2 separate regions of the Homo sapiens genome follow, and region 1 is linked to region 2. Evidence: read pairs that join two places in POLR2A ChIA-PET (ENCODE). Cell type or tissue: B cell. All regions are shown on one strand. Links, peaks and the distances in the headings refer to the core of each region. The heading gives the core; the rest is flanking DNA. Region 1 overlaps TPCN1 (two pore segment channel 1). Region 2 overlaps DTX1 (deltex E3 ubiquitin ligase 1).

Region 1 (14,796 bases), core at 2,887-10,886, 130 kb after region 2:
TTTTTAGTTTATTTATTTTTTGAGATGGAGTCTCGCTCTGTCGCCCAGGCTGGAGTGTAGTGGCGTGATCTCAGTTCACTGCAACCTCTGCCTCCTGGGTTCAAGTGATTCTCCTGCTTCAGGCTCCCCAGTAGCTGGGATTACAGGCATGCACCACCACACCTGGCTAATTTTTGTATTTTTAGTAGAGACCAGGTTTCGCCATGTTGGCCAGGCTGGTCTCAAACTCCTGACCTCAAGCGATCCACCTGCCTCGGCCTCTCAAAATGTTGGGATTACAGGCATGAGCCACCACTCCCGGCTGCTCTGAGTGTTTTAAATTGGGAGTTAAGGATGAGCACTTTTACTGTATTAAAAAATACTCACCAGTTAAAAAAAAATACTCTTTTCCCCTTCCTCGGACACCTAAATCTAAGAGAACAACTCCTATATAAAAATGATATAAAAATCATACATTTTGGAAGTATGTTTCTAACTGTTCTGAGAGGCTGCATGGTAAAGCTGAAGTGAAAGATGTATTTTAAATCTGTATATATGAGCAAGTATATATTGATGATTGAAGCTAGGTGCTGCCTAAATACATGGCCCAGACTTTGAGGAATTATAGTGTAATGGCTGGGAATACAGGTTTGGAGTCACACCGTAGAGCTGAAAGCTTGGCTTTTATTTAGCTGTGGGTCCTTGGGCAGGATACGTAATCTGTCTGTGCCTGAAATACCCACCACACCCATCCTGTAATGGGGGGATAATAAGCCTGCCTATCTCATGGGGCTATTAAGAATTTTCAGTTAACTTTTACTTATGAAGTGCTAGTAGGGTCCCTCATACATAGTACGCACTCATTGAGTATTAACTATTATTATTATTACTATTTTGAGACGAGTCTCGCTCTGTCGCCCAGGCTGGAGTGCAGTGGTGCAATCTCGGCTCACTGCAAGCTCCGCCTCCCGGGTTCACGCCTTTCTCCTGCCTCAACCTCCTGAGCAGCTGGGACTACAGGCGTCTGCCACCACGCCCGGCTAATTTTTTGTATTTTTAGTAGAGACGGGGTTTCACCATGTTAGCCAGGATGGTCTTGATCTCCTGACCTCGTGATCCGCCCGCCTCGGCCTCCCAAAGTGCTGGGATTACAGGCATGAGCCACCGCGCCTGGCCGCATATTAACTATTATTTTAATGGTTGTATTTTTTTGTCATTTAATTTAATTAAATTAATTTATTTATTTATTTGAGGTGGAATCTGGCTCTGTCGCCCAGGCTGCAGTGCAGTGCACCATCTCGGCTCACTGCAACCTCTGCCTCCTGGGTTCAAGTGATTCTCCTGCCTCAGCCTACAGAGTAGCTGGGATTACAGGCGCAAGCCACCACACCCAGCTAATTTTTGTATCTTTAATAGAGGCGGGGTTTCTTCATTTTGGCCAGGCTGGTCTTGAACTCCTGAGCTCAAGTGATCCACCCGTCTCTGCCTCCCAAAGTGCTGGGATTACAGTTGTAAGCCACCGTGCCCAGCCTTTTATTTTACTTTATTTTTTAGAGACAGGGTCTCACTCTGTTGTCCAGGCTGGACTGCAGTGGTGTGATCATAGCTCACTATAACCTCCAACTCCTGGGATCAAGTGTTTCCGTCACCTCAGCCTCCCAAGCAGCTAGGCCTACAGGCATATGCCATCATACCCAGCTAATTTAAAATTTTTTATTTTGTAGAGATGGAGTCTTGCTACATTGCCCAGGCTGGTCTTGAACTGCTAGGCTCAAGCAGTTCTCCCACCTTGACCTCCCAAAGCGCTGAGATTACAGGTGGGAGCCACTGTGCCCAGCCTATTTTTTTCTTTGAAGTCTTTACAAAACTTACAAATAAATGTAAAGAGAAGTGGAGGTAGGACATATTGGCCCTAATGTCACTCTCCAGACAGAATTACCCTTAACTTTTCAGTATTTGTTCTTGCAGGGTTCCCTCCCTCCGTATTTTAATGCTATTATACTGTAATAATGCTTTTATTCTGTTTTTATTTATTTATTTATCTTTATTTTATTTTTTTGAGACAGAGTCTCGCCCTGTCACCCAGGCTGGATGGCTCTATCTCGGTTCACTGCAACCTCTGCCTTCCGGGTTCAAGCGATTCTCCTGCCTCAGCTTCTTGAGTAGCTGGGATTACCGGCACGTGCCACCCCGCCCAGCTAATTTTTTGAATTTTTGGTAGAGATGGGTTTTCACCATGTTGGCCAGGCTGCTCTCAAACTCCTGACCTCAGGATCCGCCCGCCTCGGCCTCCCAAAGTGCTGGGATTACAGGTGTCAGCCACTGTGCCCGGCCTAATTCTTTTATTTTTTAAGAGACAGGATTTCACTCTGTTGCCCAAGCCAGAGTGCAGTGGTGCAGTCATAGCTCACTGTAGCCTTGAACTCCTGGGCTCAAGTGAGCCTTCTGAGTAGCTGGGACTACAGGTGTGCCACCTGCCCAGCTAATTTTATTTATTTATTTATTTTTGTATGTTAAATATTTATTTTATTTTTTTCTGTGTGTATGCTTACCCAACCAGCTTTTTTTTTTTTTAATTTTTTATAGAGACAAGGTCTTGCTATATTGCCCAGGCTGATCTCAAATTCCTGGCCTTAATTGATCTTCCCACCACAGCCTTCCAAAATGCTGGGGTTACAGATGTGAGCCACCCCACCGGCCAATTTTTTTAAAAATTGAGTTTTAATTTACCATTTTATTATTTTTTAAATTAAGATATAATTTACCATTTTATTATTTATTTTGAGACAAGGTCTCTGTCACTTAAGCTGGAGTGCAGTGGCATGATCTCTGCTCACTGCAGCTTCCACCTCCTGGGTTTAAGCAATTCTCATGCCTCAGTTACCCGAGTACCTGGGATTACAGGCACCTACCACCAAGCCCAGCTAATTTTCTGTATTTTTAGTAGAGATGGGGTTTTGCTATGTTGGCCAGGCTGGTCTTGAACTCCTGGCTCAAGTGACCCACCCACCTTGGCCTCCCAAAGTGCTGGGATTATAGGTGTGAGCCACCGCGCCTGGCCCTAGTTCACCATTTTAAAGAGTATACTTGAGTGGTTTTTATTCACGAGGTTGTGCAACCATCACCACTATCTAATTTCAGAATAGATTCATCAGTCATGGCTGTATTTTAATAATTATCTTTTATTTTTTTAATTCCCAAACCCTAGAAGATGCCTCTAATGGAGGAGTTTCTGAGCAGCACCCCTGGCCCAGTGGCTTTGAAAGGGAGCTCAAACCAGAGACTATTTCAAGCCCTGGATATCATATCCTGAGGGCCACAGGAGAAGAGAACATGGCTGTGAGTTTGGATGACGACGTGCCGCTCATCCTGACCTTGGATGAGGGTGGCAGTGCCCCACTGGCTCCCTCCAACGGCCTGGGCCAAGAAGAGCTACCTAGCAAAAGTAAGATGGTGGGGTGGGCTGGGGGGACCCCAGCTTTTCTGTTTCAGAGGCTGAGAGGTGATAAGCGCTTTGTGGTCTGATAGTAGGGGTGTGTAACTTGTTGCCTGGCCCCACATTTGAGCCCCAAGTTCTGATACAGAAACTACTCCTGGGAGGCTGTGTGTTTCTCCTTCCACACCCCCAGCTTGGCAGTGTTTCTGGGGGCCTAGCTGCCCCTCTTGGTGCCCTCGCTACCTTCTCCACTGCCTGCCTTGCACCTGAGGTACCTTGGCCTGCCTGTGGATGCTTGGTGGGGACCTCAGGCCAACCTACTTTGGCTGCCTTCCCTGCCCCATTCCTTGTTAAAAAAAGAAACAGATTTCAACACCAGCCTCCGTCTGTCCCCATCTGAAACCGTTGGCAGGAAAGCAGCACTGCCCGCGTCTCTTTGCTCCATCTCAGTCCCTTCTTGCCCAGGACAGCGGGGAAGAGGGCGAGTGTTTTGTCATGATCCATTGATTTGAGGGCTTGGGGTTTTGCTTTGTCTTCCTCTGAACCAAAGCCTAGCACAAAGTGAACCCAAGTGCGGCAAGGAGCTTTAAATTTTTTAAATTTTAAGTGTGTTTCTGGCAGAATGAGAGGCCTTGAAAACCTTTCTGGTTCTCATCCCGAAGCCATTTGTTTCAGTTGCTCAGGCCTTGGGCTCAGGAGAGGCTTAAAATAACTCGCCTTTTCTGGAGGGTCCTAAGACATCAGGAAGCAGTGCTTTAGGGTCTGCTTAGCAAATGGATGTTCCACCGTCTCCCAGTGCTCCCCAGTCAGGGCAGAGATGTTTGGGGCCAAGGAGAGACGAGCCAGGCTCTCCCGTCTCATTTGTCCAGGGAGAATTCAGTTGAGTTGCAGGGAGTTTGGTGGCCTCCCCTGGGAACTGATGAAGGAGAGCAGTGTTTCCAGGGATGTGAGTGTGGTGGGGAGCCCTGGCTGCCTAGAAACAGGCCTCTCTTTGCTTCACTGTGTTCACCCTCATCTAGGGTGGCAGAGCTGGATTGCCCAGAAGGATTCGAACATAAACTTGATTTTTCCCCAAGTGCCACTCAGGGATGAGAAAGCAGTGGCTCTGATTTCAGACTATCTGTTTTCTTTCTGAAATCCCTTTGCAAGGCTAGGCAGTATTATCCCTATTTACAGAGGAGGAAACTATGGGTCAGAGAGGTCAAGTAACTTGTCTGAAGTCACACAGCCAGGAAATGGTTGAGCAGAGATTTGAACCCAGCATCATCTGACTCCAGAATTCCTTCCCCTTCTCCTCTTCCTTCTTTTACTTCTTCAGCTGCTCCTCCCTCTCCTTTTTTCTTCATCACCCTTAATAAATGTGAGCACAGGCCAGGCGTGGTGGCCCCCACCTTTAATCACAGCACTTTGGGAGGCCAAGGCAGGAAGATCACTTGAGCCCAGTGACTTTGAGTTCAAGACCAACCTGGGCAACATAGCGAGACCTCGGCTGTACAAAAAAATTAAAAACTTAGCTGGGTATGGTGGTGCATGCCTGTAGTCCCAGCTACTCAGGAGGCTGAGGTGGGAGGATTGCTTGAGCCCAGGAAGGTTGCAGTGGGCTATGACTGCACCACTGCACTCCAGCCTGGGCAACAGAGCAAGACCCTGTCTCAAAAAAATAAAAGGTGAGTACAGACCTTTAGCATTTATATTATCTCCTCATATAACCTCAATATAGGGTTGTTATTATTATCTGTATTTTACAGAGGAGGAGACAGGCTCAGAGAGGTTAAGTGACTTGTCCAAGGTCACACAGCTAGTAAGCAGTAAAGCCTGTCTTTCCTCCCACACCACAGTGGAAGGCGCTTTGGGGAAAGGGATGAAAGTGATTGTGGCTCAGTTTCAGCTTTAGAGAGGAATGCTGCCTAGTGAGGGAGGGTGGTTGGCCTACTAAGGGTGTGGCTTGTGTCTGGAAATAGCCAGGCTTAAGATTCTAAATGGGAATCCTGGCTGTCATCGTGAGTGTCACTTTTAAGTCCCTCCAACGTGCCTGACCTGATGGTGGGGTGTCCAGCTTTCCTGTGGGATGAAAGGGGCAAGAGAGCAACCCAGTCCTGTGTCAAGATCAGGCTTTGAATGTTGATGAATAGGAAATAGGCCAGAGACACAATAAGACTCCCCTTGGCTAGGCCACTAGCAAGGCTGCTTTTATCTTGGCAAAGTCAGTGGCTTGCTTTGGTTTGTTTCTCAAGAATAAAGAAATGTATAACTAACTGCTGGGGTCCAGGGACATTGTTTTTCCTGTACAGCACATTAGTATCTTAGTTTCTTCTCTCAGCTTCTTACTGGGTCATTTTTTAAAACCTCAATGACTTGTGGGTGTAATTCACCAAGCCTGGCTGGGAAGAAGGGTAGGACCTGTGCAAGTAAACAAGAGTTTTCAGAGGAGGCCTGCTCTGCCTTAGCATAGTAGGCCTTTGATATTTCATGCTTGGATTTTGGCCTTGACCTTCTACCCCAGCGTCCCCCTGTCCCTGCTGTCTGAGGAGCAGTCCTTCAGTCCTTTTTTTTGAGACAGTCTCGTTCTGCTACCCAGGCTAGAGTGCAGTGGCACAATCTCGGCTCATTGCAACCTCCGCCTCCCGTGTTCAAGCAATTCTCCTGCCTCAGCCTCCCAAGTAGCTGGGATTACAGGCGTGAGCCACTACACCCAGCTAATTTTTTTGTATTTTTAGTGGAGACGGGGGTTTTACCATGTTGGCCAGGCTGGTCTCGAACTGTTGGCCTCAAGTGATCCACCTGCCTCGGCCTCCCAAAGTGCTAGGATTATAGGCGTGAGCCACCACACCCGGCCCTGAGCAGTCCATCTAAAACACAAGCCCAACCTGGTTGTTGCCTTGTTTTAAAGCTTCCTGGGACTTTCCCATCCCTCTATGGGGGTTGGGGAGGGCAAGCTCTTCAGCTGGCAACGAAGCCTTGCGTGTTCTAGTGCCTTCTTGCTTGACCAGTCCCATTTCCTGCCTCAGTCCACAGCATCATACTGCATTTAGTTCGGTGAATCCCCTGTGCATTCTTAAACCTTTCCACCTTGCTGGCAAGTCAGTCTAGAATCCCTTTCTCAGCCTCTTGTTTGCTCGTGGCCTCCAGTTCTGTCTTGAAAATCCTGCTGATAACACCATCTCTTTGAAGCCTTCACTGAACTTCCCCTTCCTGACAGAGCTAATTACTCACTACCCTTTTCTGCTTCGGTATCTTGATTAGGCTTCCATTATTACAAGTAGATTATAGTGGGGTAATTACACATTTAACCATCTGATCACCTACTAGGCCCTGAGATCCATTCATCTTTTTTTTTTTTTTTTTTTTTTTGAGGTGGAGTATCACTCTGTCACCCAGGCTGGAGTGCAGTGGCACCATCTCAGTTCACTGCAACCTCCACCTCCCAGGTTCAAGTGATCCTCCCACCTCAGCAGCTGAGACTACAGGCATGTGTCACCACGCCCAGCTAATTTTTTGTATTTTCAGTAGAGCCTCTTTCCTTGGCTCCCAAATGGTTACCTTTTTGCTGTGTCCCCACGTGATTGTCCCTGAGTCTGTGTGTCTGTCCTCTTCTGATAAAGACACCAGTCCTATTGGATTAGAGCTCATCCATATGACCTTGTTTTATCTTAGTCACCTTTAAAGGCCCTTTCTCCAAACACAGTCACATTCTTTCACCATGTTGGCCAGGCTGATCTCAAATTCCTGACCTCGAGTGATCTATCCGCCTTGGCCTCCTGAAGCGCTGGGATTACAGGCATGAGCCACCATGCCTGGCCCATCCATTTGTCTTTGTATCACATAGCTCAGTGCCCACAATATGCAGGTACTCAACAAATAGTGGTCAGAATCAACGTACTTGGATTTCTGGGGCCTCGCAGCCCATGGGAGTGGCAGTGTAAGGGCCCGAGTTAGAGGTGGGCAGCCTCCCTCCTGCCGCCTCTCCTCACCATTGCTTTGAGTCCCATTGCTCTCAGCACAGCTGAGTGTCCTGGTGGCTGCCATCACTGACCTTTGTCTTTGGTTGCTGTAAACCTTTGAAGTACTAAGGAGTTGGCAGAATGCAGATGCAGGCCATCCGCGGAGTTGGCAACGACATGAGCATGGGCTACTGGGAACGAAGCAAGCTTTCTAAGGCTGAGTCACCATCAAGCCTGGCCTTTGTTTTGGCCCAGCAGCCGCTGAGGCCTTCTCAGCACTGTACCTCCACGCTCCATGTCTGGTTGGGCACCCCTAACAAAACACCATGGACTGGTGGCTTAAATGACAGAAATCTAATTTCTCACAGGTCTGGAGGCTGGAAGTCCAAGACCAAGGTGTCAGCAGGTTTGGTTTCTTGCGAAGCCTCTTTCCTTGGCTCGCAAATGGTTATCTTCTTGCTGTGTCCCCACATGATTGTCCCTGAGTCTGTGTGTCTGTCCTCTTCAGATAAGGACACCAGTCCTATTGGATTAGGGCTCATCCATATGACCTTGTTTTACCTTAATCACCTTTAAAGGCCCTTTCTCCAAAGACAGTCACATTCTGAGCTACTGGGGGTTAGGACTTCAGCCTATGAATTTGAGGGGGACACAGTTCAGGCCATCACACTCCTACCCATTCTTCAGAGGCAGGGACTGAGGAATCTGGCTGTGCTGCCTGTGACCTTTAACCCTATGTGAGGGCCTTATCCCTGCAGGAAACTGGAGGGTTTGGGTTTTTCTCCTTATATGGGCAATTGTGGATTTAATCCAAGACTCAGACATCTTTGGGCTCTAAGTGCGGCTGCTGCAGTGCTAATGAATGACTCACAGGCAGCATGGTGTCAGGTTGATAAAGGAGGCAGGTATGAGCAGAGGTATTTAAAGCCTGGAAACTAGGAATAACCTTGAAAACAGTCAGCGGGGCCACTGTTAGAGCAGTGTAGAGACAGACCACAGTCCACACCGCGTGACAGGCGGTGGTCTCACCCACCACATTCAGGGAATCAGGACGAGTCTGAATGTAGTGGGCAGTCCAAGGAATTTCCCAGGGTAACTCTGGTCACACTCAGCTCTGCCTTCTCCCTGCCTTTAAAGCCAGCTGCTGCCTAAGATGGGCTGGACCATGTGCCTTTTCTGAGTGAAGGAAGGATTGGGCTCGCGGGGGCTGGCTGAGGTCTGAGCAGGATGCTCCGTCTCTGCTTTGGTGCCGGGTTGTTTATGGTTTTCAGGTGACAGGTCCTGCAGCTAAGGCCCAAGGTCACAGCGCAGAGAGCTGACCTCTCCCTCCTTCACGCCGATGCCTGGCACATCATCTGGAGTTCCCTAGGACACAGTGCAGCCTCAGCAATGTGGAGGATCCCTGCCCCCTGGCAGGGGCCCCCATGTGGCACCCTGGTCCCCTTTTCAGGGTCTTCATGCAGCCAGGGCGAGTTGGCACCAGGCTCAGTCAAGGTGGGCCAGAGCTGTTGGCCGCAGGGCCGCCGTAGCCAGGAGGAGTTGGGAGAGATCCTCGCCGGCTGGCACCAGAGAAGAATACACCCCGAGGTGTGCGCTCCATCACTGATGTCTGTGCCGTGGCTCTGCCTCTGACCAGATGGCCCCAGCATACTTGCCAAAGAGTGAAGAAGCCCAAGGGGCTTGCACAGCTTTTGTCACTTGTGATACCATGGTGAGTGGAGTGGTTGAGCTGAGTATAGTGCTTAGCTGCTCTAAGCCTCAGCCTGCTCATCTGTAGAATGTGACCATGATGGCATCTACCAGTAGAGTCGTCATGGGGGATTGAGTGAGAGCATGTGTGTGATCACATGGTCAGTGCTCAGCCGGTCATAGGCATTATTATCATGGCAGAAACTGGGCTTCCTTGGAATATCCTCCATGAGCAGAGGTCCTGAACCCAGGCCACGATTCAGATCCTTCTTGCCTCACTCCTGGCACAGCAGGTGGCCCCTGCCAAGCTGGGACGCCTCCGTGTAGCAGCTGGAGACCAAGCAGCAATTAGATTTTCACAGGCTCCCACCGAGCTTGGGCATTTGGCTCCGCTGGAGTCATTCCCCTGGCTTTTTCAGGGCCTCACCAAGGCAGAGCGTCGGGTGTCACCAGACCAGCAGTGGTGCCAATTAAAATGAGTAAGCATCCAGCATGCTGGGCGAGAGCCTTGCAGCCGAGCCTTGGAGCTTTCACTTCCTCAGCCCTCCACATCTTCATGGGGGGGATCCTGTCTGTTGCCTCAGGCCCCCTGCCATGAGATGCCATCTCTTCCCGTCCCCCTTTCCCGCACACAAGACGCTGCCGCTCTAAATGGCAGTCGTGGCAGCTGGGTGCAGGCTGAAGCACCTGCCACTCTCCTCCCCACTCGCCTGGGGGAGGGCTGAGTTCACGTTTCCTCTGAGAGCGCTTCATGAGCCAGAACCGTGAACTTCTCAGCTTCCCCATCGGGGAGGCAATATGGGAGGGCTTGGATGGCTCACAGCAGCGTGCCGCTGGGGGCATCAGGTTGCAGTGCCCTCTGCGGGGAGGTTTCAAATGACAGCAAGGTAGCCCAGGAACAAACCTGGAGTGACGTCAATCTTGAGACAGCCCCCACGCCGCCTTCCTGCTCCAGGAGCCCTGGGTGGCTCTCCATTCTTGCCCTTGGCTAGAGTGAATCCTCTGGTTCGGACATCCTCTGACTGTCACCCTTCTCCCCGCAGTCAGGTATGCCTGGGGAGAGGATGTGCCTGGGTCAGGGTATGTGCAGTCATAATCATGGCCTGTGGGTGTTGAGCCCTCGCCGTGTGTCAGGCGGTATCCAAAGCACTTTTGTGCTGCTATCATTTGGTCCTCCCTCCCAGCAGATTTGGGGGGCCGTTACTTTCAATATCATCTCAAAGAAGAGGAAACGGAGGCTCTCAGAGGTTGAAACTTATCCAAGGTCACAAAGACACTTTGACTTCCTTTGAACCCATGTCTAGTGACTCCAGAACCAGTCTCTTACCTAGTATGCCCCCCTCCGTGAGGTAGAGCTCTGTGGAAGAGGTAGCATTTTAGGCTGAATTTCTTTGTTTCCCAAAAGGAAGTTGGTTTCTATCTTTATCCTTTTTTTAAATTAAACTTTTATTTCCTCCAAGGCAATTATTCTAAATGGAGTTCCATACCTAGAGCTCCCTTTCATATTGTAAAAATAGCACAACTGATGGCGTTTCATGGTGAAGCTGTGTTGGATCATCCCAGAGAAGCTCCGAGACAGGGCAAGTGAACACCAGACCACAAAGGACAGCTACAGTGTCACCATCTGTGGAAACTAGGCTTTTCCCCCATGCACGCCTTTTCCTGATTCTTCCTCTGCATAGAGACATTTGGCTACTTTTTCCATCATGGTGGTTAGAACAAGAAAATTTGGGCGGAAAATGGGAGTTCTCAGGAGCCAAGATTTGGGCCTGGGAAAGGAAGGATGAAGAGGAGCAGTTTGGAGCGGGGCATGAGGTTAGACTCTCAAGGCCAGGTGGGCTTGCTGAGGGCAGTGATCCTCTGAGGTTGTTGACTCCCAGTGGCAGGTGACCCCTTATCAGGACTTGCCTGGTAGAAGTCCCTGGACTGAGCCAGATAACTAAATTGGGACCATTGGTGCTTGTGTTGCCTTTTGTACCGGGTACCCTTTACGCCTTGTTTGCTTTTTGTTGGAGATATTTATCTCCTTGTAAAAAGTGCAGTTCTTTCCCTACCCCAGTCATGAGGCTCTGGCTCAGAGGAGGTACAAGATTGTAGCAAAAAATTTGAGAGCTGGGCCACCCTGGGGCCTGCCGGACCAGGGGCATACTGGGGCCAGTGTGCACTCTCTGAAGGGACAACTGTGATTTATTCTGGCTAATCATTGTCGTGTAGGATCACAGGCTGATTGCTAGCACATTTGCCAGTTTTTCAAAAGAAATTAGAACCTATATTTTTAATCAAAAGTCTTTTGATTTGTAAATAGTGGCAACCAATTCATATATGTCTTCAATGTATAGTGAAATCTGGTCAGTAGGCTGCCCCTGCTCTCTCTGACGTAGAACATACCGATTCACCCTTTGTTTTCTGTTCAGAGCAGACTACTTCAAATTAAGGAAAAGAGTACAAAACCAACAACAAACTCTCCATGGCCCTTGAGGTTATCTTCCTCTTCCAGTGGCTTCCAGTGGGAATCAGAACAGGTCAGGCAGTCTCCTCTTTGCCACTAAATGCTTTGCCCAAAGAAAGACCAGATTTCATTTGGCTTTGGGATCAAAGCTGGGGCTGGAGGGTGGAGGTGTCAAGCCAGGCCAGGCAAAGGGAGATTTGAAGCCAGAGCAGGTGGGCGCATCTCCCAGGAAACCCTGCATCATTCTTTCCTGGTGATTCTTTCCTTCTTTGTTATGGTTCACATGAGTCTATGGAGTGCTCATTCTACATTCTCCGTTCTTATCTTCATCCTATGCAACTTTAGACCGCTACTGTTTTTTAAAAGTGATTTGATTTGGGCTGTAACCTTTTTTTATTGTTGTTAGCTTTGACTTTGAAATGTGTAATAAAGATTCAAGTGAGCATTAGAAGTTTTTTTAAAAGTAGTGGTTTAAAAAAAAAAAAAAGAAAAAAGTGATTTAATAGCTGGTCTTCTTTTTTCCTTAAATCGTCACTTTCTTGTCAACTGAAAAACTAAGTCGAGTTACTAAAATGGCCGCACATTTAGGACTTAGAACAGCTGCCCTGGAAGTTAGAAGAAGTGCGTCAAGTATAGTTACAGCTTGGTCTGGTTGGCAGTGAGATGAGTATAGAACATGCTGCTTTTGTGGTGTATAACTCTAGAAGGGTTTAGGGGAGGTGGACATGGCTTCCCAAGAAGGTGGAAGATGGGGGCAGGAGGAGATGGCGTGCTTCCTCTTGGTGAGGGGTTGGGGTAGCATCCAGATTGGCTTTAGAGATCGGATTAAGCTTGAGTGTGCTGAGTGTCTAAGGAGATGAACAGGAAGTGAAAGATTCTCCCAGAAGAAAGGAATAGGGGAGGAAAGGTATACATGTGCTGGAGTGGGTGGCATCTGAGTCAGAGGGTTGGGGAGAAAGGTTAGATCCAAATCTTGAGGGTCTCCTTGCCTGCACTCCTAGAGCCATACTGAAGAGGAGCTGGACCTTCATCCTGGGGTGGCGGAAAAGCCCCGGGCACTTTAAGCAGGGGAATGACCATTGTTTTTCAGGGTAGTGTCTGAACATTCATTCATGCTGCCCTGGCAAGAGCAGTTGGCAATGATGGCAAGACCGGGCAGTGTGGAGGTGGCCCAGGGACACGGGGTGCCTACTGTGTTTTGCCTGAACTGTGTTTTAAGAGGCTGCATAACCAAGCAGTTGCTGTGCACGTACAGCTTGGCATCTGAGTCTCCCACCCCCCGGCACCCCATGTTTGTTACCTGCCTGGTGCCTGTAGGCATTTGAGTTTGTAGCCCCTGGTTGAATTCTGACGGTACAGCCCTTTGGCTGGACACCATGCAGCTCAGCCAGGGGAGTAGCAGAAGATCAACTATGGACAGGTGTGACTTAGGAAGAGGTGGAGTTTGGGGTGCTGGGGAGAGGGACCGAACATCCCAGGGAGGGGAAATGGCATAGGCTGAAGTAAGGAGGGGGGTTGCAGTGAGTCGAGATTGTCACTGCACTCCAGCCTGCCTGGGTGACAGAGCAAGACCCTGTCTCAAAAAGAAAAAAAAAAAAAGAAGTAGGAACTCTTCTGAGACCCACACCCTGGACGGGGCCAGAGACTAGCATGCTGGGGGCAGATTGGATTTGGGTGTGGTTACATGCACTCTGGGGTCAGACCCACTGAGTTTGAATCCAGCCCTGACTTCTCCTGCTGGGACTTTGGGCAGATGATGTAACCTCTCTAAGCTTTGATTTCCTCATCCGTAAAATGACACTAATATTAGTATTACCTTTTAGGACTGTTCTGAGGTTTATACAAGATAGCATGCCTCACACAACTAGCACAGTGCCTGGCTTATACAGAATGAGCATTGGGTGGATGTCAGCCATTATAATTAGGGTCAGGGGTCAGAGCAGGCATATCTGTTTTACAGAGTGCCTAAAATGCTGATGGCAGGAGTTTGGACCTGGTTGAGTTGGGCATGGGAGCTGCTAAATGTGTTTGGGCCAGAAAGCAAGTGATGACAGAGCATCTTCCTGCTGACATCTTGCCAGCTCGGGATGCTGTCTCTAGCCAACTTGATAAGCCCTGAGCTTAGAAACCCTGGGGTGGGTCAGCCCTGAATAGGGGTTACTTTTCCCTCTGGAGATTGAGAGGTGGATGGAGAGGAAACTGCCAGGCTATTCTGCAGTAGTAGGAGCCGGATTTGGCATTTTTCTCTCTGTGTCTGTCTCCCTGACCAGTCACTGAACTTCCCCAGGTCCCAGAAGCTCAGCTCAGTAGCTCAGTTCCTACTTCTTTTTTTTTTTTCTTGAGTTAGAGTCTTGCTCTGTTGCCCAGGCTGCAGTGCAGTGGCACAGTCTCGGCTCACTGCAACCTCCGCCTTCCGGGTTCAAGCAATTCTAGTGCCCCAGCCTCCCCAGTAGCTGGGATTACAGGTGTGCACCACCGCACCCTGTTAATTTTTTTGTATTTTTAGTAGAGACGGGGTTTCACCACATTGGCCAGGCTGGTCTCAAACTCCTGACCTCAAGTGATCTGCCCACCTCGGCCTCCCAAGGTGCTGGGATTACAGGCGTGAGCCACCATGCCTGGCCAGTCCCTACTTCTTAAGAGGCACTCAGGAAGCATCTGGACAATGCTGAACAGATGAGGACTTTCATAGGCTCACCTGGCCTGGGGTCTGGCCCAGGAGGGTGCTCTTTGATGAGAAACATCCCAGCGGTATTGGGCATGGAGGAAGCAGCTAGTGAAAGAAAAGCAGAGCTGATGGGAGGAAGATGTTTGACTGTGCCCAGCCCTGCCACATATCTCCCACTTTGCCCTCCCTAATCCCACCACACCCAGCTCTTAGGATCAGAAAGTACGTTGAAGTTCCAGGGCCACTCTCCTGAATAAAAAGTGTGGCTTCTGTTTCCGGCAGATAAGTTCCTGCTTTGTTCCAGTGCACTGACACAGTCCCCTGAACAACCCATCTTGGGTTGATCAGGAAGTTCTTAGTCTGTTCAGATGGCAGCCTACCTCTCATTTTATCATCCTCCTTCACGATAAAGCCCTGATGTTCTGCCTTTCCCACTTAGTGGAGAAACCTATCCTCATAGCCACACTTCCGGTATTGAGGAATTGGCATCTTGGAATACAGCTTGGGTATTTGGATGACAAATTATTAAAAATATTCTGATCTCTTTGCCCACATATTTTAGCTGTAGAAGCAAGCAGAGAGCATCATGTTACTGCAGCAGCAGTGCCGCTTATTTTTTTTCCTTAAAAAACAT
Region 2 (14,796 bases), core at 2,568-10,567:
GGGGAGAGGGGCGGCAGTAGCAGGTGCGGTACTGGTCTACATGAGCCACCGACTCTTGTCCAATGGAGTATCCTCCCAGGGGAGAGCTGTGTGTGCTTCTGTGTGTATGTGTGTGTCCCCGTGTGTGCACAAGTCTCTGTATGTAGGTGTGGGGAGGCATTCCCTGGAATATGTGAGTGTGTGTGTATCTTAATCCATGTATGTTTGTGGGGGGCGTGCCCTGAAGTGTGCCTGTGTGTATCCATGTATATGTTCATGGTGTGCATTCCCTAGTGTGTGCGGTATGTTCCCCAAGTAGACGGATGGGGAGGGAGGCTCCCTGGTATCTGTGTGTCTGTGTGTGCATGTATCTGTGATGTACTCCCTGGGTTGTGTGTGTTTGTGTGTCTGTGTACTTAAACATGTGTGTGTAATGTGTCCCGGGGAGTATGATAAGTCTGTGTGGTCTTCTCCATGCATGTGTGTATATTTGGATCTGTGGATCTGTGTGGATGGTGTGTGCCCTGGGTGTGTATGTCTGTGTGTCTGCACCCACTGCAGCAGTACCCAAGCCTGCCAAGGGCACCATTTGCTTGAAGATGCTTTCTGGTGCCAACTGTGCCTGCCAAGGACAGGTGACCAGACAGCATTAGACAGGCTGTGACCTGAACAGGCACGGCCAGAGCCAAGGGGGCTGCTGCAGCTCCTTCTCCAGCTGTCACTGCTCCCAGCCCTTCCTGCCCCCTCTCCTGGCACATCCCCCAAGGCCTTCAGGCTGACCCCTGGATTTCAGAACACCCCTCTTCATCAGAACGTATCCAGCCTGGGTTCCATGCCCATCAACAGCAAGACACCAGTTCCCCTGCATAAACAGGTGCTGAAGTCAGGAGGACTCAGGCAGACACACTGTACACATCACCGCAAGCTCTCCTTCAGTCCTCCCAACGACTATAAGTGAGGTGTTAATATGCCTGTTTTACAGATAAGGTAACTGAGGATCAAGAAGTTAAGTGACTTGTTCAAGGTTGTCACTGCAGCAGTTTTGTGGTTTCCTCTCTAAGATGGAGAGAAGTTACACCAGGACTTAGTGCCTGGGAAGCAAAGAGGTGAAATTACTCGGCCAGGATTGCACAGCTGACAGTGATGATACCGATGGCTGTGCTTTTAGTAGCTGTTAGGTACCAGGAACTGTGCTTGGCCCTTGACACATATAATTTCACGGAATCCTCACAGCAGATTAAAAAAAAAAAAAGGTACCATATTGTCCCCATTTTACAGACCACCCCTTACAAGAGATGAGATGATGTGCTGTGTGTCGCCCAGCTCATTAGTGGTTGAACTGAGATATGAAAGCAGCTCTGGCTGACTCCAAAAGCCAAAGCTCTTTTGAGGGCCAGAGGAAGAGGAGAGTCAGGATACCTTTTCCTAGGGGCTCTTCATTTGAAGAGAGGATAGTACCTTGTCACAGAAACTGACATCAGTAAATATTCCAGAAGAGAAAAAAAATTCATCACCAAATGCTTTTGAAAACCTGGACTTATCATTGTTAATGATATGTTCTTACGCAGGGCTTGTCAGAGCCTTTAATATGCTCAGATATGTTGTGAATTTCAGAGAGGGAGACAGTGACGTGTTCCTAACTTACTTGATTCCTGAATCCTTCTTTCCTGGAACGTTTTATGGAAATTAATAATGCTACATCTAACAAGCTTTGAGAGATGTTAAAATAGCTACACCACTAGTAGTTGGGTTTCAGGCACAGCGGCCAACGAAAGGAGCCCTCAGAGCCAAAGCGCCCTCTCGAGGGAGGAGCCGGCTGTAGGGTAAGGAGGTGTCTGCACTAAAGTCTAAGGGTGCATCCCATTGGAACCTGGGCGGAGGTCCTGGCCACCCCCGCCCCATAATAGGATGTCAGAGTAGAAAGAGAGTTTCCTGGAGGTAACTGCAGTTGGCAGAGAGGTACAAAGAGGCCAGGGTGTGTGGCCCAGGAGCCAGAGACAGAAGGCAAGCCAGGTCCCCTGACGTCGCTTCGGGGGCTGGAGTCCAGCTGCGGCCTCTTCTCTTCTCCCCGCAGGGTCCCCGCACTCCCGGTGAAGAACTTGAATGGTACTGGGCCGGTCCATCCGGCCCTGGCAGGTGAGGTCTGGCCCAGGGCGGGAAAGAAGGGCGGGGCCCACTAGGAGGCAGCTCCGCCTGTCACCCGGTGACCCCGCCCCCGAGATGGGCTGGTGAGCGTGGCCCGGAGGAAACGCCCCCTTCCACTGGGCCCAGGACACAGGGCGGGCGTGGCCCGCAGAAAGGCCCTTCAGGGGCCTTCAAGGGGCTGAGTGGGTGGGGCCCAAGAGCGCAACCCTCCCACCCACCCGAGGGCCCCGGGATTCCCAGGGCCAGTGGTCGGGGGTTTGGGCGGGGATGGCGCCCCGCCCTGTGACTGCGCCCCCTAACCCCCAGGGATGACCGGGATACTGCTGTGCGCGGCCGGGCTGCCCGTGTGCCTGACGCGGGCCCCCAAGCCCATCCTGCACCCGCCGCCCGTGAGCAAGAGCGACGTGAAGCCCGTGCCTGGCGTGCCCGGGGTGTGCCGCAAGACCAAGAAGAAGCACCTTAAAAAGAGTACGCCCTCCACGCCCTGCCTCACACGAGATGAACCCCACTAAGCCTTGACCACAACTCTGTGACCCCTGGTCTCCAACTTATTCTTAGCATTTACTACCTCACCTCCATTGCCTGATCTCAGCTCCCCTTGCCCTGGCCCCATCTTTCACCAGCTCCTGTTACAGCTAACCTCCAGCAACCCCTGACCTCTGACCCTGGCCAACCCTTGCCAGCCTGACCCCGGCCAACCCTTGCCAGCCTGACCCCTGCCCTCTGACCCCTGACCCAGTTCTGAGCCAAGCCTTCGGGGACAGACTCTGGGTACCCTCAAACCCACCCCGCTGTGTCCCTGCAGGTAAGAATCCCGAGGATGTGGTTCGAAGATACATGCAGAAGGTGAAAAACCCACCTGATGAGGTGAGGAGGGGATGGGGGGGCTGGGGGAGGGCCCTGGCATGGAGGGGGCAGGAACCCTCACCCCTCCTCCTGGGTTCTGGGTGATACAGAGCTCTTCTAGTTTGTTCCTTTCTTCACTTTATGAGGTTTTTTGATGAATAGAAATACTTACGTTTAATAGACTCACATTTATCCATCTTTTGATGATTGAGTTTTTGTGTCATTTTCACCCATATTTTCCACTAAATGTTTTTAAGTTTTGCTTTTGATAGTTAAGCCCTTAATTCACCTGGGGGGTGGTGAGGGGAGCCATCTTCCTCTGTGATATATCAGAATTCAATATATGGGAAGGGGCTGGGTGCAGTGGCTCATCCCTGTAGTTCCAGCTACGTAGGAGGCTGAGGCAGGAGGATCTCTTGAGCCCAGGAGTTTGACTCTGCAGTGAGCTATGATTGCACTGCTGCACTTCAGCCTGGGCAACAGAGCCTGTCTCTTAATAAAAATAAATAAATAAAATAAATAAAATAACGAAGAAGAAGAAAAGAAAATAAAACAATGTATGGGGCAGAGGGTGTGTCCTGTCTCCCTTTGCCAAATGGGTACCAGAGAGAGTGTGGTCTGCTGCCTATGGTGACCCACCAAGGGGCAGTGCTGACCCAGTAGGTGCCCTGCCCTCCCCAGTCCTCAGTCTCCCCTGCTGCCACCTGCAGGACTGCACCATCTGCATGGAGCGACTGGTCACAGCATCAGGCTACGAGGGCGTGCTTCGGCACAAGGGCGTGCGGCCTGAGCTCGTGGGCCGCCTGGGCCGCTGTGGCCACATGTACCACCTGCTGTGCCTCGTGGCCATGTACTCCAATGGCAACAAGGTGGGTTGGGCGGGACAATGGCTGAGGAGTGGGCAGGGAACGGAGTGGGGTTTGGGGGGGTGCTGGGAACTCACTGCCAGCCTCCCCTGCCCAGGATGGCAGCCTGCAGTGCCCCACCTGCAAGGCCATCTACGGGGAGAAGACGGGTACGCAGCCGCCTGGGAAGATGGAGTTCCACCTCATCCCCCACTCGCTGCCCGGCTTCCCTGATACCCAGACCATCCGCATCGTCTATGACATCCCCACAGGCATCCAGGTGGGCTCCCCTTCCGCCTCTCTGGCCCCCAGCCCCCACACCCCTCCAACTCCTCCAGATGCTTCTCCACCCTGCCACCACCTGTTCATGGTCTAAATCCCTGTACTGTCCCTCTCTGCAGGGCCCTGAGCACCCCAACCCCGGGAAGAAGTTCACCGCAAGAGGATTCCCTCGCCACTGCTATCTACCCAACAACGAGAAAGGCCGGAAGGTGGGTGCCCAGCCGTGAGGGCATGGGAGATAGGCACAGGCAGGGGCTCCAGCAACCACTGGCCTGGGCCTGTGGTCCCCATCATTCCCAATCCCTGCTCTCACATTCCTCCCAAAAGCAGCACCCGAACAGTAACGACCACAGCCACCTCCTTCACACATCTTATCTCGTTTCCTGAGCCACTGAGGTCAAGATCCTGACCCCATTTTATAGACAAAGACACAAGGCTTCAGAAAGGGCAAGTCACTTGACTGTGGTCACAGAGAAACTAAGTGGCGGAGCTGGGATTTGAGCCCAGGCAGTCCAAGCTGTCACCACCACCCTACAGGTTGTCTGATTTGACTTTCTGCTTTTCAAGAGCACCAAGAAATCCAGATTTTCATGGGAAATCTCTAGGCTTTTGAATGTTAGTAACTAATTTACAAGTGGCTCTTTAATATAGTGTGGAGTCCAAACTAAATAGAGCAGAGAGCTGCCAGATGCTTTCTTCACCCCAGAAAAAAACAGGCAGGGCCGGGTGTGGTGGCTCATGCCTCTAATCCCAGCACTTTGGGAGGCTAAGGCGGGCAGATCACGAGATCAGGAGTTTGAGACCAGCCTGGACAACATGGTGAAACCCCGTCTCTACTAAAAATACAAAAATTATCCGGAGTGGTGGAGTGCGCCTGTAGTCCCAGCTACCTGGGAGGCTGAGGCAGGAGAATTGCTTGAACTCAGGAAGCAGAGGTTGCACTGAGTCGAGATCACCCCACTGCACTCCAGCCTGGGTGACAGAGCAAGACTCCATCACAAAAAAAAAAACAGGCAGGCCAAGCGCAGTGGTGCACACCTGTAATCCCTGCACTTGGGGAGGCCGAGGTGGGAGGATCACTTGAGGCCAGGAGTTTGAGACCAATCTGGGCAACATAGTGAGACTTGGAGAGGCTGATGTGGGACGATTGTTGGAGCCCAGGAGTTCGAGGCTGCAGTGAGCTCTGGTTGCACTGCTGCACTCCAGCCTGAGCAACACAGCAAGACTCTGCCTCAAAAAAAAAAAAAAAAAAAAAAAGAAAAAGAAAAAAAAGAAAAGGAAAGAAAAGAAAAGAAAAAACAAACATAAGTAACTTGGAAAGAGCTTTTACTGGAAGTTCAGGAAATACAAATGCAAAGGAAATGGCCAAGCCAGCAGTACGTAGTTGGTGCTAATGGACGAAGCCATAAGGTAGCCATGATGTGGCAGGGGAGGGAGGGAGGCTGAGGCTGGTGGGCTGGAAGCTGCCTGTGACCTCCTCCCGGCCCCACTGTGTCCCTGTCCCCCCAGGTGCTGCGGCTGCTCATCACGGCCTGGGAGAGAAGACTCATCTTCACTATCGGCACGTCCAACACCACGGGCGAGTCGGACACCGTGGTGTGGAACGAGATCCACCACAAGACCGAGTTTGGATCCAACCTCACGGGCCACGGCTACCCGGACGCTAGCTACCTAGACAACGTGCTGGCTGAGCTCACAGCCCAGGGCGTATCCGAGGCTGCAGCCAAGGCTTGAGGCCCAAGGCTGCCCACCTTCCCTCCTGCTTTGCCCCTGGTCCGGCAAATGCCTCCTTCGCCAGGTGTGTCCTGGTAGCCCAGGTTCAGGGCTGGGGAGGAGCCTGCGGAAGGGGCCGCAGCCATTCAGGGGACCTGCCTGGTGGCAGCTGGGATGAAGAGAGATGGCATGTCAGGCTGGCCCCGAATCATAGCTCCCTGAGAGGGCCAAGCAGAGAGTACTGGAAACCTCCCTACCAAAAAGACAGAGACCCGCCCCCTCACACACAAACACACATGTCCTGTTGAACTCATGCACGCACACCCACGTGCCTGTACTTGCCCCCAGGCTGGAAGAGAAGAGACAGAAAGACCCCATGACCCCCCCATGTGGATCCCCATCTGTGTCTCAGTTGCATCTGTACAGCCTTGTCTGCAAACTGGAGGATGCGGGGCAAGCCCTTAGGGGCCTGCCAGGGCTCGGGGGGCAAAGAGGGACTCGGGAAACTCAGTGTACCCCAGATGCCTCACCCATTCCGTGTCATCACCCATGTCTGCCACCCACTGATTGGGCAATTGTGGGCCCATGGGGTGGAAGCCCCCAGATGACTGAGCAGTTCTACAAAAGAATGGCCAGCACGAGCGGGGACTAGAGGGTCCTGATTTTGTGTCTGTGCCTCTTCATCTCTCTGGACTCTGATCTCCTTCTCCCTTCCCATCTCCAGGCCTTCTGTCTGTCCCAGATAAAGGCGCTGTTCTCCCATCCTCCCTACCCCATCCTCTCCACCAAATCGCTCCCAATTTTGAGAGCCAAAGGCTGGCGCTTCTGACTTCAGGAGCGAAAGGAGGAGGCCTAGTTTGGGCCGATGTATTTTAAAGCAGAGTGGACAGCAGAGAGTCAATTTCCCTTTCGTTGGGAGTGGGCAGTGGGGTGGCTAATTGTCTTCGGCCAACCAGGGGCCTGTTGCCCAGGCAACTCACCAGCTCCGCCTCTGCTGATTGGCTGCCACGGTGGGAGTCAGCCAAGATTTAAAGGGATGCCAGCGATTGCTCTTTTCAAAACCTACCAGTCCCACTGTGGGTGGAGAAATAAATGGTCTTTCTCCTCCTCGCCTGGTCTTTTCCTGCCAAGAGAGGGGTGGGTGGCTCTGTTCCTGGGGGCTGCAGTCAGCCCCGTTGGGGAGTGATGGCTTGCAAGAGAATGACTTCAGGGTCCTTGCCTCGGGCTGGAAGGGGTGGGGGCGGTGAAGCAGTGGCAGACCCTCCTAGTCCTAGTCTCCAAGAATGCAGAGGTGAAAGTGCCCTTCTCTTTCACAAGAGCACAAGGCAATGCACACATCTGCTCCCTGGCACAATGACAAGAAACAAGGAACTCAGGTGCAGAGCTGGGAGCCTCGAGGGAAATACGGAGGAGCTGGGAGACACTGTGATCAGCTCATCAGGATCTCAGAGCTTGTCAGGACCCTGTCCTTGGGGAGGAGGGTCAGGTTCTAACTAGGGAAAAACAGGGATGGACCCCAGCCTTAAATCAGCCTCTCTGCAACATGCCAGGACGCCCCTGTAGTTCTGGTGGATGCTGCGGCTTCGGGCAACCCCTGCTGGCCACCCTCGGGATAGCGCCGTGTCTTTCCTGGTCCACTTGATCCCCTGCCAGGTAGGCTTTGGTTTCTGTCCCACCCCCTAGTGACACAACACCGGAAACGAGTCCTTGGAGGCCCTTCCAGTTCTGCCAGTCACATGTTCCCAAACATTTGTACTCCGTGGTTCATTCTCAGACAAAACCTCAACCCAAACTCTGGCATATAAAATTGCAAGCCAGGCACTGACTCACACCTGTAATCCCAGCAACTAAGGAGGCCGAAGCGGGAGGCTCATTTGACGCCAGGAGCTTGAGACCAGCCTGGGCAACATAGTGAGACCCCCCATCTCTACAAAAATTTAAAAATTAGCCAGGCGTGATGGCTTGCACCTGTAGTCGCAGCTGCTCTGGAGGCTAACGTGGGAGGATCACTGAAGTCCAGAAGTTTGAGGGTGCACTGACCTATGATCATGCCACTGTACTGCAGCCTGGGCAACAGAGTGAGACCCCCAACTCTAAAAACAAAATAAAATAAAATTGCCCATTCCCCAGGCCTGTGGTCCTCAAAGCTGATACTCATCCAAATGACCTACGGAATCTGTTAAATAACCCTGATTCTTGCCTTCATATACCCTCAGATTCTGAGTCAGTAGCTGGCTGGGCCTCAGAAATCTGCATTTCTAGCAGACATTCTAGCGGGTGGTCTTTGGCCCACAGTCAGAGAAACTCCTCCCTTGTTCTTGAACTACCTCATTGGAATCCAGTTTGAAAACCACACATCTAGACTTTCCCTCCTCTTTTTATACAGGGTAATCTGAGACCCAGAGAGAGATAAACAGCCTGGCCCAAGGTCTCCCAGGCTCCAAGGGTCTGAGTTTGGCACACTGGACCCCCACCCAGCCTTGGTTCTTCCTGAGGGCACCTGATTCTGGAAGCTTGTGGTTGGAGTCCTAGGCCAAGGGCAGGGTACAGAAGAATCAGTGAGGTTATAGGGATTAGCAGACATGAAAACAGGAAGGAGTGAGGCCATTTAGTGCCCATCTGGGGCAACAACATCACATGGGCATCAGGAATTCAGGTCCAGCTGTATCCAGCAGCTCAGGGCCAGGCTGGCCTCCTTGGTATGGATAGAGGCCAGTTTGGTGAAGTAGAGACCCCAGTCTCAGTCAAATAAGTCAGGTTCCTTATCCTATCCACTCCAGTCTGAATCAAGCCAGAGGGCAAGTTTCACTCAGTGCAAGGCTGGCCCCTGCCAAAGGGCTTCCATGCCCTGAGTTCTGGACTCAAGGCACACAGGACTAGGCACGTCTCTGGGAGCCTCCAAACCACAGAATCAAAGAGGTCCAAGGAGACAGGAGACTCCCGGGGCAGGATGCGCTGAAGAGGGCCCCCTGGCTCTTGCTCCTCCTTCCGGGCTAGCTCTGGCATTTCCTTAGGGGCCAAGGGGGCCCAGGGCCGCCTTCCCTCGCTCCTGCTGCTGGAACTCCTCGTGGGCACGATCCAGGTCTGCGAGCACCTCCAGCAGGCGGGCAGTTGCTGCTCTTTGCCGGGCCAGGACCTCAGGACAGGCCCCTAGGAGGGAGACAAGAGGCCACAGGGGCTCAGCCAGTCCAGGGCAGGCTGCTGTAACCCGGACCCAATGGTTTCTCATGCTGAAGATGTGCCTTGTGCCCTGAGAACCCTAAAATCCTTGAGAATCCCCACACACAGCCCTGTGGCCTGATAATGGACTGGAAACAGGAGGACACAGGAGACAGTGGGGAAGTGCCTGCGAAGAAAAAGGGACCTCCTTAACCCCTTAGCTTCTTTTTTTGGGGGTGGAGGCAGAGTCTTGCTGTGTTGCCCAGGGTGCAGTGCAGTAGCATGATCTCAGCTCATTGCAACCTCCACCTCCTGGGCTCAAGCAATTCTCATGCCTCAGCCTCCCCAGTAGCTGGGATCACAGGTGTGCACCACCACGCCCGGCTAATTTTTAAATTTTTAGTAGAGACAGGGTTTCACCATGTTGGCCAAGCTGATCTCGAACTCCTGACCTCAAGTGATCCACCCACCTCGGCCTCCCAAAGTGCTGGGATTACAGGTGTGAGCCACTGCACCCAGCCTTTACCTTCTGAGGTACAGGAGCCCTTACCTGTGTCTGCCTCCAGAGTTGTATCCATGTTAGAATCCTCCAGTAATTTCAGCCTGGAAGGTAAGAGGGAGAAAGACAAGTCTGGTCCCTGATTCCCATTCCTGCTTCCTACCCCAGAAATTCTCTGAGAAATTAGTTTTCCTGAACCATCACCATCACCATCTACCATCATCATCATCATCATCTACACAGCAAACATTTCTAGAGTGCCAGATACTATTCTAAACCTTTTACATGTATTAACTCATTTAATTATCATGACAAACTCATATGAGGTAGGTATTTACTATTAGCTCCATTATACAGATGATCACTGAGACACAGAGAGGTTAGGTAACTTGCTTAAGGTCACACAGCATCAGCAGCAGCATCATTATCACTTATTGAAAGCTAACTATCTGGCCAGGCACCTACAAAGTGCTCTACCTGTATTAGCTCATTTGATCCTCAGGACAACCCACGAGGTCGCCACCATTATTATCCCCCTTTTCCAGATGCACTGGTTGGGTGCAGTGGCTCATGCCTGTAATCCCTGCACTTTGAGAGGGCAAGGCGAGACAGGTGGATCACTTGAAGTCAGGAACTGGAGACTAGCCTGGCCAACATGGTGAAACCCCGTCTCTACTAAAAATACAAAAACTAGTCAGGCGTGGTGGCAAGTGCCTGTAATCCTGGCTATGTGGGAGGCTGAAGCAAGAGAATCGCTTGAACCCAGGAGGCAGAGGTTGCAGTGAGCCAAGATCATGCCACTGCACTCCAGCCTGGGCAACAGAGCCAGACTCTGTCTAAGTAAATAAATAAATAAATTTTTTTAAAAAGAGATCACACAGCTAGTAAGTGGCCAGGTCACGATTTGAACCCAGACAGGTCAGCTTCAGAACCCACTCTATAATGAGTTGGGACAAATCTCTGTCACCAAATAACAGTGATAGTGATCCTCATGCCAGGAAGGGGAAGAGATCTATCCAAGGTCATTTAGCAAGCGCAGGGGGCCAGGATTTTATGTGAATTGTGCCAGGGTCTCTGGAGCTCCAGGTATTAAAAGATCCCAAGACCCAGTTCTGCATAAGGGACCCCTCCCACTGAGGATGCTTCCCAAGCCCTGACTGTGTAGACACCCAGTCCCCACCCTGGGCCAGGCCCCCGGGGAATATCCACCAACACACATGGGAAGAATGAATAAATGGACACAGCAAGGCCACGGTGGGGGGCTGGCCTGGCTGGTCATAGGAGGTGAAGTGGGATGGGTGGGGGCACCCACCTGAGCTGGTCCCGCCCCAGGAGCAGCTGCCGATACACTGTCTGGGCCTCAGCATCAGGATCCAGTGGGTCACTCCAGTCCCCCAGGGTGACAGCTGAGTGTGTACGGCTGCAGCCGGCGGCTGAGGGAACACAGCTTCATTCATCAGTAACTCCCTCTCCCCTTCCAGAAGCCTCCACAGCCAGGCATTCGCCAAGCCGTGCTCCTTCTTCCTGTAAAATCCCTCCTCAAACCTACTACTTCTAGGCCACACACGGTGGCTCATGCCTGTAATCTCAGCACTTTTGGAGGCTGAGATGGGAGGATCACTCGAGCCCAAGAGTTCAAGACCAGCCTGGGCAACATAGTGAGACCTTGTCTCTACAAATAATTTAAAAATTACCCTTGGGTCTGGAGCGGTGGCTCACGCCTGTAATCCCAGAACTTTGGGAGGCCAAGGTGGGTGGATCACCTGAGGTCAGGAGTTTCAGACCAGCCTGGCCAATGTGGTGAAATCCCATCTCTACTAAAAATACAAAAATTAGCCAGGCGTGGTGGCTCATGCCTGTAATCTCAGCTACTTGGGAGGCTGAGGCAGGAGAATCTCTTGAACCTGGGAGGCACAGATTGCAGTGAGCTAAGATTGCACCAGTGCATTCTAGCCTGGGCAAAAGGGTGAGACTCCATCTCACACACACACAAAAATATTAGCCTCACATGGTGGCACGTCTGTGGTCCCAGCTACTTGGGAGGCTGAGGTGAGAGGACTGCTTGAGCCCAGGAGTTTGAGGCTGCAGGGAGCCATGATTGCACCACTGCACTCCAGCCTGGGCAACAGAGACTCTGTCTCAAAAACAAAAATAAAAAAACCCACTACTTCCGTTGAATCTTACATCCTCCACTCTCATCCAGCCCCACTTCTGCTCCCCAGACTCTAGCAGTAGCCTCGCCTCTCCCGGTACTCCTCCCTCATTCTAGGCTCCAGTCACACAGACCCTTTTCCATCCGTCAGCCTACCTTGTCCCAACCTCTAGGCCTTTGCTCATGACACCTGCAACACTTCCTTACCCCCATCTCCCAGTTCTGTCTCCAATGCCGCTGCTTAACTTCTGCTCTACTCAGGTCACATTTAAGCAGCACCTCCTCCAGGAAGCCCTCCTTGAGTCCCCATCCTGAGGCTGGGTCAGAGGCATCCACTGGAATCTCAAACGTCTCATCTTGGCACTTATAACATTGTATTACATTGTTATACATTGTAATACATCATTATATATTGTATATACATTGTTAATAACAATGTCATTATTTTATATATTATTTTATATATATTTTATATATATTATATATTATTTTATATAATAACAATGTTATTATTTACAATGTTATACATTGTAATACATTGTTATACATTGTATATACATTGTTAATAACAATGTATAACATTGTATTAACAAAAGGCCGGGCACGGTGGCTCAGGCCTGTAATCCCAACACTTTGGGAGGCCGAGGAGGGCTTATCACCTGAGGTCAGGAGTTCGAGACCAGCCTGACCAACATGGGGAAACCCCGTCCCTACTAAAAATACAAAAATTAGCTGGGTGCAGTGGTACGCACCTATAAACCCAGCTAGTCAGGAGGCTGAGGCAGGAGAATCGCTTGAACCCGGGAGGCAGAGGTTGCAGTGAGCCGAGGTTGTGCCACTGCACTCCAGCCTGGGCAATAGAGTGAGACTCTGTCTCAAAAAAAAAAAAAATTATTGGGTTATGCACTCATCTTTCTTGAGAACAAGCTCATGATGTTTGAGTACCACTGGATGCTGGCACCTAGTGAGTACTTTAGAAATAACACGTCGCATACGCCAAGCAGCGTCCTATGCTCTTTGTGTAAATCAAGTCATTTAATTATCACAACTCCACGAGATAGGCACTGTTATCAACCTCATTTCACAGTTGAGGAGACTGAGGCATAGAGAGGTTGAGTAACTTGCCCAAGGTTGCACAGCCAGCCCAGGCGGAAGTGGGACACCCGCTGATTGACGGGTGGGGAGGGCGGAGCCTGCAGTCCGCCCTGCCCCCTCACCTGAGCGCTCAGCCTGGAGGCAGCAGGTCCAGCGCGCGCTGCGGAAGGCACCGGGGTGGCAGGCGGCCAGCTTGTTCGGGTTGGGGGCGCTGGCCTTGCGCAAGGCCGAGAGCCACTGGTTGAGCTCATTCACATTCTGCAGCGGGTGGGAGGCGATCAGGGGGCGGGTGGGAACAGAGGGACGCCCCCCGCTCCCCATCGCGGTGGGGTCTCACCTTGCACTGGAGGTAGGTGGTGTGCAGCGCCCCCGTGCCGTCCTGCGTCACCACCTGCATCACGTGGGGCAGTTGGAAGGCGCCCTCGTCTACGCGCTCCACGGCGCGGATGTGAGACACGGGGATGGAGTGACACATCTGGGGAAGAGGATTGTCGCTGCAGGATGGGCTGGGGGCTAGGGCCGGGGTGGGGACACCTTCCGTCTGGTTGTGTGCAGCAGGTGGAGTCAGTTCCCAGCGGCGGGACATTCAACCCTGTAAGTCTGTGCTCTGTGTGCTCGTCCATCCATCCATGTGAGCTGTTCCATGAGTCCTGCCCTATCCCCTTTTATTTTTTTAATTTTTATTTATTTATTTTTTTAACAGAGTCTCGCTCTGCCGCCCAGGCTGGAGTGCAGTTGCACGAGCTGGCCTCACTGCTACCTCCGCCTCCCAGGTTCAAGCGATTCTCCTGCCTCAGCCTCCCAAGTAGCTGGGATTACAGGCGTGCACCACCGCTCCCGGCTAATTTTTGTATTTTTAGTAGAGACGGGGTTTCACTATGTTGGCCAGGCTGGTCTCGAACTCCTGGCCTCAAGTGATCTGCCCACCCCGGCCTCCCAAAGTGCTGGGATTACAGGCATGAGCCACCGTGCCCAGCCACCTCTCTAAGTGACAACTTCTCTGGGCATCCATTTCCTTGTTAATAATAACTACCACTTCTATGGTACTTGGGACGCGATTCCAAGCACTTTACATTGATCAACTTATTTAATTATCACAACAAACTTCTGGGGTTGGTTCTGTTATTCTCTCCAACCTGCAGATGAGAAAACTGAGGTGCAAGAGGATAGATGACGCTTCCAAGGTCACTCATTGGGTGGACCCAAAATTGGAACCCAGAGAACTGACCCCTAGAATCTCCATTCTTCTGATAAAATAGAAACAGGAAGCGTGGGCTCCCTTCTCAGCGTTAGCCGTCATCATCTACTGGTGTGCACACAGCTCCCCATTCGGGAGATTCCAGCACGTGTCTCGGGGCATTCTAGTCATGAACGCCAGCCCCACAAGGGCAGGATTTTCACCTGTCTTGTTCACTTCTGTATCTCCAGTGCCTAGGACACTGGCACATAATAGGCACTCAATAAATGTTTGCTGAATGAATGAACGAGTGAATGAATGCTTGGATGGATGTGCCTGAACATCTGCACACGTTCCTAGTGAACACATTCAATTTTATGAGTCTGTCTAGCATGTGTCTAGATCCTGGTGGGAGCATTGGAGAGAGGCTCAGCATCATCCCTGTCCTGTGTGCATCCACATCTGGGAGGCGTATCCCCGCCACCGCATGTGCACATTCTGAAGGATGCATGATGGTGCCTGTCCATGTCCTGTGCCCACATTGGCCTGAACTTGTGAGCAGAGCCTGTCCTGAGAGTTTGTCGTTGTTAAGTTGCTATGGCATCTTGGGGCCTTGCCCCACTGTGGGCCTCAGTTTCCCCCTGGGTACAAAGAGGCAGCACACTGAAAAAGGCCACCCCTGGAAAGCCCTCCATAGTGGACTGGAACCCCACCTGCCACTCAGGACTCTTGGAGAAGGAGAGGGTCTCCCCGCTGAGCCAGACGTAGCGCTTCTTGAAGGCAAAGCGCGTGGCCAGGCCGGCAGGCTCCTCCTTGCGCTTCAGCAGATAGCCTTCTCGAACAATGGCCGAGGGCGGGAACAGGGCCCTGGCTGGGACACCAGCTTCTAGGAGATGGGAGAAGA

What was found. Peaks named below come from ENCODE experiments on the same cell type or tissue, not always from the same donor. Only the 100,000 strongest peaks of a DNase experiment are listed, where the experiment ranks them.
Region 1: POLR2A ChIA-PET joins it to region 2 with 11 read pairs; 3 of 35 experiments call an interaction of 5 or more read pairs at or near these places.

The regions. Positions count from the first base shown.
Region 1 is chr12:113,223,541-113,238,336 of GRCh38, forward strand. TPCN1 (two pore segment channel 1) reads left to right here. Exons shown (of 28, transcript NM_017901.6): 2 at 3,188-3,424. The coding sequence starts at 3,313. Among named protein-coding and RNA genes, the nearest start is that of TPCN1, 9.5 kb to the left of the region's middle. RefSeq lists enhancers at 6,362-6,711, 6,782-6,831, 7,948-8,498, 9,567-9,676, 9,697-9,836 and 3 more and a cis regulatory region at 9,844. In B cell, for the core only: CTCF peaks have their summits at 9,859 (motif pointing left) and 10,061; DNase peaks (open chromatin) are centred at 5,839, 6,471 and 9,841; H3K4me3 peaks cover 997 bases; H3K27ac peaks cover 6,134 bases.
Region 2 is chr12:113,091,109-113,105,904 of GRCh38, forward strand. DTX1 (deltex E3 ubiquitin ligase 1) reads left to right here. Exons shown (of 10, transcript NM_004416.3): 4 at 2,054-2,115; 5 at 2,431-2,592; 6 at 2,930-2,991; 7 at 3,681-3,839; 8 at 3,934-4,095; 9 at 4,217-4,306; 10 at 5,607-6,917. The coding sequence ends at 5,831. It overlaps RASAL1 (RAS protein activator like 1), which reads right to left. Exons shown (of 21, transcript NM_001301202.2): 16 at 14,606-14,778; 17 at 13,053-13,190; 18 at 12,838-12,973; 19 at 10,781-10,901; 20 at 9,520-9,572; 21 at 8,170-8,960. The coding sequence ends at 8,821. Among named protein-coding and RNA genes, the nearest start is that of RASAL1, 37 kb to the right of the region's middle. RefSeq lists a silencer at 2,260-2,309 and enhancers at 6,384-6,925, 7,142-7,401. In B cell, for the core only: a CTCF peak has its summit at 7,396 (motif pointing left); a DNase peak (open chromatin) is centred at 7,413; H3K27ac peaks cover 1,427 bases.